2 separate regions of the Homo sapiens genome follow, and region 2 is linked to region 1. Evidence: read pairs that join two places in POLR2A ChIA-PET (ENCODE). Cell type or tissue: OCI-LY7. All regions are shown on one strand.

Region 1 (4,000 bases):
GTTTCCAAAGTTCAGAATATGGACTGGTAAATTCTGTCTTTATTTCCCAATCAAGCAACCTTTATCCTTTCCCCTTTTCTAGACAGAAAACCCAACTAGTTTTTTTTAGCACAGCTGCTTGAAATAACATATATAATCAACATGTTTGTGGTAAGGCCAAATAATTCAGGCCATCCTAAAAATGTACCAAAACCAGGAAAAAAAAAAAAACAGAAAAATGTGATTGCCACATTCAACCAGAATAATTGATTGACTATATGACTAATAGATATTACACTAGAACATAACAAATATTCCCAAGATCCAAGTATATTTAAATTAAAATGGCTCAGTACCCTAATTTCTAATAGTTTTGTCATACTACAAATGATTCACCTTTGCTTCAATATGTACTATATTACATTAAAACTGCAGAATTGAAAAGCATATGCTTGCTAAGCCAGTCAGTGACACAAGCTATCTTGTTAATTACAAATAGAATTGTAAGATCTAATACTCACTTTTTATTCCAACCACTGTAATGTATGAAGTATTTCACTTGTTTGTCCTTTATGGCAACCTTTACACACTGAAATTCAAAAAAAAAATAATAATTCACTTAGAAATTTTTTAAAGACACTACCTTTTCAAATCATCCTTCAAAGACACTCTACACAAGCTTTATGGTGGCCTAAACAGAATGACTAAGAACACTAAGCTTGTAGAATACTCAAGTTACAAAACTGAAGATTAGTCACAAAAGGTCCAACAAAGCTGAGAACCACAAGCATAAAAGGTCACCTTAAATCTTTAATCAATGGATTACAAAAGCTATCCAAGGACAGCTAATGAAAGCTATGCTTGTGTCTTCTCAGTCTAATCAGCCAGGAGCTATATTTATTTCAAAAGCAAATTCCTCTAAAGCAAAGTCTTTAAACTATATTATAAAAAAACTTCATTAGCTTATGAAAGGCAGTAAATGGACCTGTTTCTGAAAAGTTAGTTTAAACAACTTGTAAAGCAATGAATTAAAAATATTTCACTTTTCTTAAAAGCAGCCAGACAAAAGGAATTACTAGAGGCAAGTCATTAACTATGACAAGTGATGACTATCTGGTTTTGGATTTAAAAGTCTTTAAGAGAAAACCAAAATAACCACAACAGTTTAATTTGTTTCAATAGCTTCAATTCGAAAATTGTTCACCAGAGTGTCAGGTGCCAGGAGAAAAATCAGCCAGTTTAGTAGAGTTTGCCAAACGTTGATACAACAATAACAACATTCAGGGATAAAAACGATTAACAGGACATAATTTTTTTTTTTTTTTTTGGTAGAGACAGTCTTGCTATCTTGCCCAGACTGATCTCAAACTCCTGACCTCAAGTGATCCTCCTGCTTTGGCTCCCCAAAGCCCTGGGATTACAGGCTTGTACGTCACAGCCCCTGGCCATGAGTCGTAATTTAGCACTTACAAACATTATATCATTAAGATGTATGTACGTATACATATACTTAGAAATTCCTGACCATCTCCATACATCCAAATTCAGTCATTTTAGGATTTCTTTTTTAAGAGACAGTCTCCCAAGGGGCAATGGCTCACACCTCTAATCCCAACACTTTGGGAGGCCGAGGCAGGTGGATCACGAGGTCAGGAGTTCAAGACCAGCCTGGTCAACATGGTGAAACCCCGTCTCTACTAAAACTACAAAAATTAGCCAGGTGTGGTGGCTGGTGCCTGTAATCCCAGCTACTCGGGAGGCTGAGGCAGGAGAATTGCTTCAACCCGGGAGGGGGACGTCACAGTGAGCCAAGATCGCACCACTGCACTCCAGCCTGGGCGACAGAGCAATACTGTCTTGGGGGGCGGGGCGGGGCGGGGAGCATAAAAATAAAGAGAGAGAGAGTCTCGCTTGGTTGCCCAAACTGGCCTTGAACTCCTGGGCTCAAGCAATCCTCTAGCCTCAGCCTTCTGAGTAGCTGAAACTACATGCATGTGCCACCGCGTTTGGCTCTTTAGAACTTTAAAAATACACTTCTGTGTATTTAGAACACAGGAAAAAAAAAAGTAGTGAAAATGGCTAATATTTAGTCAGAAATGTCTGACACTTTAAGGCTATTTTCAGACACATATAGCATAAAACTACTCACCAAGAATTTATGCAGAAATTACATAAATTAAACATTATACTGTTTTGTATTTTACGGGCTCATTTTTGGAGCTACGACTGTTTAAGGTATAGTCAAGTCTTAAATATTTGTACTAAAAAAGTTATCAGAAACAAAATACTGAAACTTTTTTTTACTTTGGAATGCATTCTCCTGCTTACCTTCAGCTAAATGTAAAATCAGTTTTTATAACTTGAGCACACCCTGATACAAAGGGGGCCTCCCAGAATACAAACTTTGCCAGACAAATCAACAATCAACAGTTAAATGTACTTATTTTTAATATTGGCTTTTACCTTTAACCTAATATAATTAGCTCAATGCTTACTCAGCATATATTACTTTTAAAAGTAACTTCAGCAATGTTTTCTCACCAAGTCATTAACCACAAAATGCTCTTTGTTCCCACAGCCCATCTTCCCCTTCTAACATTCCCCTCAAATGCTACTTCCAGATGAGTAAGAAAAGTGGAAGAGAGTAGCAATGTTTTAATTCATTTGAGCCACTAAGCAAAACAATAAGAATCTCAGAAAGATGAAGAAATTTATTAACTACGAACCTAAAAAAGGCAACTCTCTTACTGAGGCAACAACAAAATACTGTACTTGTATATTAAATGGCCAGATCTAACCAGTAGTTTTGGCCAACTTCTCAAAAGAAAACAAGTTTCATACCTTTGCTTCATAAAGAAGAGGCCCATGAAAGCACAGCACTCGCTCACCTGTAAAGGGAGAAAAAGTACTGAATTGTAATTTCTTCTCATATATAAAAAGATTAACATCTTAGAGAGTCATCACACTTTTATTAAGGTATTCCTAGCCAAATTAGGAAAAATGAGGACGGGTATACAGAGCACCACTTTGGCTCAAACTTCAACTATACCCTACGACAAAAACACGTTGGTATCCGATGGTAAAAACAAAAACAATTCATTAGCAGGTCAATCTACTTAAATAATCAAATCATCTATCACCTGTTAAGCACATAAGCGGACTCTCCTGCAAAGCTGTCGAGGTTGGTTGGTTGGTTGGTTTTAACTATATATCTGAAAATACAGTTTTTTAAATGCTTTCCTCATCTGTTTTTCTAAGTTGAGGACCTTTACTCTCCACTTGTATCTCTGCTTCCAACCCTTTTACTCAGTGAAATATCGTACAAATTAAAATATCAATATGCATCAGAGATTGGCTGGATTAAGGGGTCTCACTATGTTCATTCTTCAAATGTGGAATGATGTTCTAGGTGCTAAGTTGCTTCAATGAACAAAGAAATGAGACAATAAAGCCTAACCTTTGGAACGTAACAGTCTACGTTGAGCCTACTTCAAGACTAAAGAAAATGTCAGGACCTGGAAGTCTTGGAAGCAATTCTAGGCAGTACCTCAGATTACATTTGAGTGTAGCTTGAAAGATTTTGCACACATTATTTTCAGTCCACTTGGTTTCAAAAGACCCATGGACAACTGAAATATCCAAGAATGTCAGCTCTTTTTTAGCTCTAAAATTAAAAGAGCAGGCGGGGCGAGGTGGCTCACGCCTGTAATCCCATCACTTAGGGAGGCCGAGGTGGCTGGATCACCTGAGGTCAGGAGTTTGAGACCAGCCTGGCCAACAGGCGAAACCCTGTCTCTTCTAAAAATACAAAAATCAGCCAGGCATGGTGGTGTGTGCCTGTAATCCCAGCTATTCGGGAGGCTGAGGCACGAGAATCGCTTGAACCCGGGAGGTGGAGGTTGCAGTGAGCTAAGATCTTGTCACCGCACTCCAGCCTGGGTGAGAAGGAGCCGCCCTCTCAAAAAAAAAAAAAAAAAAAAAAAAAAATCAGCCGGGCGTGGTGATGTGCACCTTCAGTCCC
Region 2 (4,000 bases), 100 kb before region 1:
GTATTTTCTAATTGATTATTGCTAATGTATATATAAACTTTTCATTTTTGTATATTGAACCTTTAGCCAGCAACCCTAGCAAGCTCTGTTAGTTGTTCTCGTAGTTTTCCAATTCCTTCTTGTATTTTCAAGCAGGCAATCATATCTGCAAATAGTGACCATTTATCATCTTTGCAATACTTACTCCTCTTTTTCCCTGTCTTATTGCATCGGCTTAAAGATCAGTAACTTGATTGCTTCAGAAATCATCCGCAATGAGGACATCAACGCCAGGGTGAGCGCCATCGAGAAGTGGGTGGCCGTAGCTGACATATGCCGCTGCCTCCACAACTACAATGCCGTACTGGAGATCACCTCGTCCATGAACCGCAGTGCAATCTTCCGGCTCAAAAAGACGTGGCTCAAAGTCTCTAAGCAGGTGCGGGCAGGAGGCTGGCACCACTGCCTCCCTGGGGCTGGATTGGGGCTAGGGCAGGAAGACCCGTGGGCTGGCCACTGGGCATCCACAAGTGGGCAAAGTACTGGGCTGAGGTCTAACACTCCCAGGTAAAACAGAATAGCTTCCCCTATATCACCTGGGACCAGATAGCAGGCCCACAGATATGGCAGTGAGACCTGGACTGTAATCCCCACTTGAGTAATTAATACCTCAAAGTGGAAAGAATATGATGGTGATTATTGGTCCCAACATTTTTCTTCTGGAGTTGGGGCAAGAGTGGTGGCTTTATGGGGATCTGCAGGGCAGCTGAGACAGTGGTCAGATGACCCTTCCATCAGAGGACCCTTCCATCGGAGGACCCTTCCGTCAGAGGACACTTCCGTCAGATGATCCTGCAAGCCCCTTCCCAGGATTCTAATTTCACCTGCGCTTCTGGCCACAGAGAGTTAGCTGCTTCCTGGAACGTGTTGGCTAGTTGATCACCTTAAATGTGTGCTCAATCCCTCTTCACTCAGAACATGAACCTGAAAAGCCATAAACATAAAACATGAACATAAAACCATAAGATAGATTCTTCCTCAGGAATGAAGTTGCCTGCATTGGGGTCAGGAGGGACCAGCACTCCTTATAGGAGAGGACAATGAGGCACTTGGACCACTTCCTTGGTGCACTTGGTGGATGCCCCCACCCCAGCCTGCATGTGTGCAGGAGGCCAGACAAGCACCCCCAGTAGACAGGGCAAGCCCCCAAGCACAATCCCTTGGCAGCAGTGTCTGTCATCCTGACGCTGGGTGGGCTGTGTGGGACCCAGTGGCTCCAAGGGCCCTGTCTCATCTGGACCACTCTGGACTTGCATACTGTGTCCCCCTCATTGTTCTCTTTATCACCTGCTCCTCACTACCCTCCTCATGTCAATGGCAGGTCATGATTCCACCCACCAAGCAGACGACATGTCCATAATCCTCCCTACTTAGCAGCCAAACTCATCTGGGACATCTCTGCTACCCTTCCCTCACCTTCTGGTCACTCCAGCCCCTGATGACAGCAGGACTACAGAACATGCAGGGACACCCCATTACAACCCAGTGGGATTGGGCCTCTTGCTTCTTGGCACACAGAGATGCCAGGCTTAGGGCCAAGGACCGTGAAAGATGCTACTCTTGTTTGTGGGCTCCAGGAAAGAGCAGAGCTCAGGAGCACAGGAGCTCAGAGCTGCAGGCACATCTAGCCAAACATGGTACATGCTGTCATGAACTCGTGGAGGCAAGTGTTGAGCAAGGCTCTGCAAAACCTCCAAGTCACCCAACCTCGTTTGGCTTGTCAAGGTTCAGGCAGGGCCCTTGCCACAGTCTGGGGGCCCATTCCAAGTAAATCTCTCTCTCCTTCTCCCCTGTTCTTGGGAATGACATCATCTTTTCCAGAGGCCCTGCAGACCAGGCTTCAGTTTCCCACCCCACTTAGGCTTCCTGGAACCCACACTCCTTGCATTTCTTGGTCTTGCTCTCCTGCATTGCCCTCCTCATGGAGTTGGGAGGGAATGAGTTTGGCCATCCTGAAATCTTCTGTTCTCTACAGAGAGTGCAAATCAAGGACAGTCAGTGGTCAGGGCATGTGATTCAGCCTGTGTTCTAGGATGTCATTCTGGACCTAGGGTCAGCTGGCCTGGTCCAAAAATCAAAAATACCTTTGGCACCACATGAGATCTCCACCCTCTATGCAGTCTGGACCCAGCTGTCTTCTGCAGCCCCCAGCCGTGTAAGAGTTGTGTGTCTGCACAGCACCTGGCCCCAGGAGCTTCTGGAAGTTCCTGGCCATGGCCTGCTCGGCATCTGCCAGAGGCAGTTCATTCTCTCTCTACAGGCGTCCCATGGACACTGGAGACCCTCTAAAATGGCCACGTTTCTTAGATGGCCTGAACTGTAACCTCAGCAGCCAGTTTTTACTGCTCACTTAAATGTGCTCACCATAGCAGAAAAGCATTATGTCCAAGTCTGGTTCAGCCCCTGGCAAGCGTCAGGCAGTTGGATTTCATTTGGGACTTTTCATTTCCCCTTTCTTCTTTTAACCCCTCTCCCCATCCTCTTTGGGGAAAAAAAAAACCCAAGAGACGATCTGATGATGATACTCTTCCATACGACAGTACAATGACTAACGTGGATTTGTGTGTCGCCTCTCCTGGGGATCGCTGTACTTTAGTGGAGACAAAAGCCTCGCCTTGGCTAACAATCGATTTTGGCCTCTCTGGGAGGGAACATTCTTGTCCAGCCAGAAGTCCTCTGCTTGGTGAACAGGAAGTGATGGAATTTAGGAGACCACAAAATCATCTTTCTTCCTGACACTGACTCCAAGGGTCCTTGCTTGGTTCCTGCTTTCAATCCCATATTCCAAGGGCCCCCCATTTCTGCCTGCTGGTGTCCACACTCTAACAGAGACACCCAAGATCCCAGAGGCTTGGTATCCCATGGAGCATCACAGGATAGAAGCTCCTGGCCCAGCTAGAAGATGCTTGAACTGCTTCAACTTGGAACATACTTTTTAAGCAGCAGCTGAGAAAATTCTGTGGCTTCCCAGGCCATAGAGCTCCTTCCTGGAGACAGCATGACAACCCAAAGAGGAGCATCCATACACAGCAAGCACGGGGATGTGGAGGAAGTTAAAAACGTGCCCAGCCCAGAGCCACAAATTGGTTCCAGAATATCTTCTGCACATTTTCACAGCCTCAGAGTACGGTGACACTTCATCTAGAACTGCATGGCCACTGGGACCTCCTGATCAAGCTTCTGTGTCTTCCACAATTCTAGAGTATCTGAGCTAGTATTGCCTTAGGGAACACCTGGACTTACCCTCCCATTTTCCAGATGGGGACACTGAGGCCCATAAAGGCAAGAGGAGTGGTGATTTGCCAGTCGGCATGCCAGGGATAGGTGACAGAGGCTGGGGAGGCCCTAGGTTTCCTGACTCAGCCCCCGCCTCTGACCTCAAGCCGTATCAGGTCATTCCTCTGCAGGTGGATGGAGAAGAAAAGGAAGGAGGGTGCTGCTCTGGAAAGGGGCAAGTGCAGGAGGGAAGCTGAGACTCTGGAACGGAGGTGGGCCAGGGCATCCAGCCTTTGCCAGTCATCGGACAGCAGACATCTCAAGTGAAAGCAGAATCATCTGCCTTGACTCCGTGTGGTGTGTGCTATTCTGCTGCATGTCTCTTTCACCAGATCCAGAATACAGCTGTGCTCTGAACAGGATTAGTCCACACCAGGTGGCGAGGCTTTTTCTACTTGTTGATAAGGCATGGAACTGAATGGTACGCTCAGCCCTTCTTTCCCCTTGAAGAGCACACACAGATCTCTTCCTGTCAGAATGGAGACTTAGATTGTCCTTCTCAGTAGACAAATTTCTCAGCAGAAATCTGACCCCAAGATTGGGCGTGTGCTTGGCCTCCGGGGCCTGTGTCCCCTCCAGGCTGACTAGGGCTCTGGTGGCGTGACGTACCGCTGTGCTCCCGCGGTTTCTCAGCCACATTCTGAATCTTGAGGAACAGAGCTGCAAAGGAAGTCTCTAACCTATC

What was found. ChIA-PET counts read pairs that join two places held together with the same protein. Peaks named below come from ENCODE experiments on the same cell type or tissue, not always from the same donor. Only the 100,000 strongest peaks of a DNase experiment are listed, where the experiment ranks them.
Region 2: POLR2A ChIA-PET joins it to region 1 with 10 read pairs; 8 of 35 experiments call an interaction of 5 or more read pairs at or near these places.

What each region holds. Positions count from the first base shown.
Region 1 is chr15:78,877,080-78,881,079 of GRCh38, reverse strand. MORF4L1 (mortality factor 4 like 1) reads right to left here. Exons shown (of 12, transcript NM_006791.4): 2 at 2,821-2,867; 3 at 501-568. Among named protein-coding and RNA genes, the nearest start is that of MORF4L1, 6.2 kb to the right of the region's middle. In OCI-LY7, no CTCF peak of the experiment used is centred here; a DNase peak (open chromatin) is centred at 1,899; H3K4me3 peaks cover 1,970 bases.
Region 2 is chr15:78,981,425-78,985,424 of GRCh38, reverse strand. RASGRF1 (Ras protein specific guanine nucleotide releasing factor 1) reads left to right here. Exons shown (of 27, transcript NM_001145648.3): 23 at 221-418. It overlaps LOC100129540 (a long non-coding RNA gene), which reads right to left. Exons shown (of 2, transcript NR_148998.1): 2 at 1-963. Among named protein-coding and RNA genes, the nearest start is that of CTSH, 38 kb to the right of the region's middle. In OCI-LY7, no CTCF peak of the experiment used is centred here; no DNase peak of the experiment used is centred here.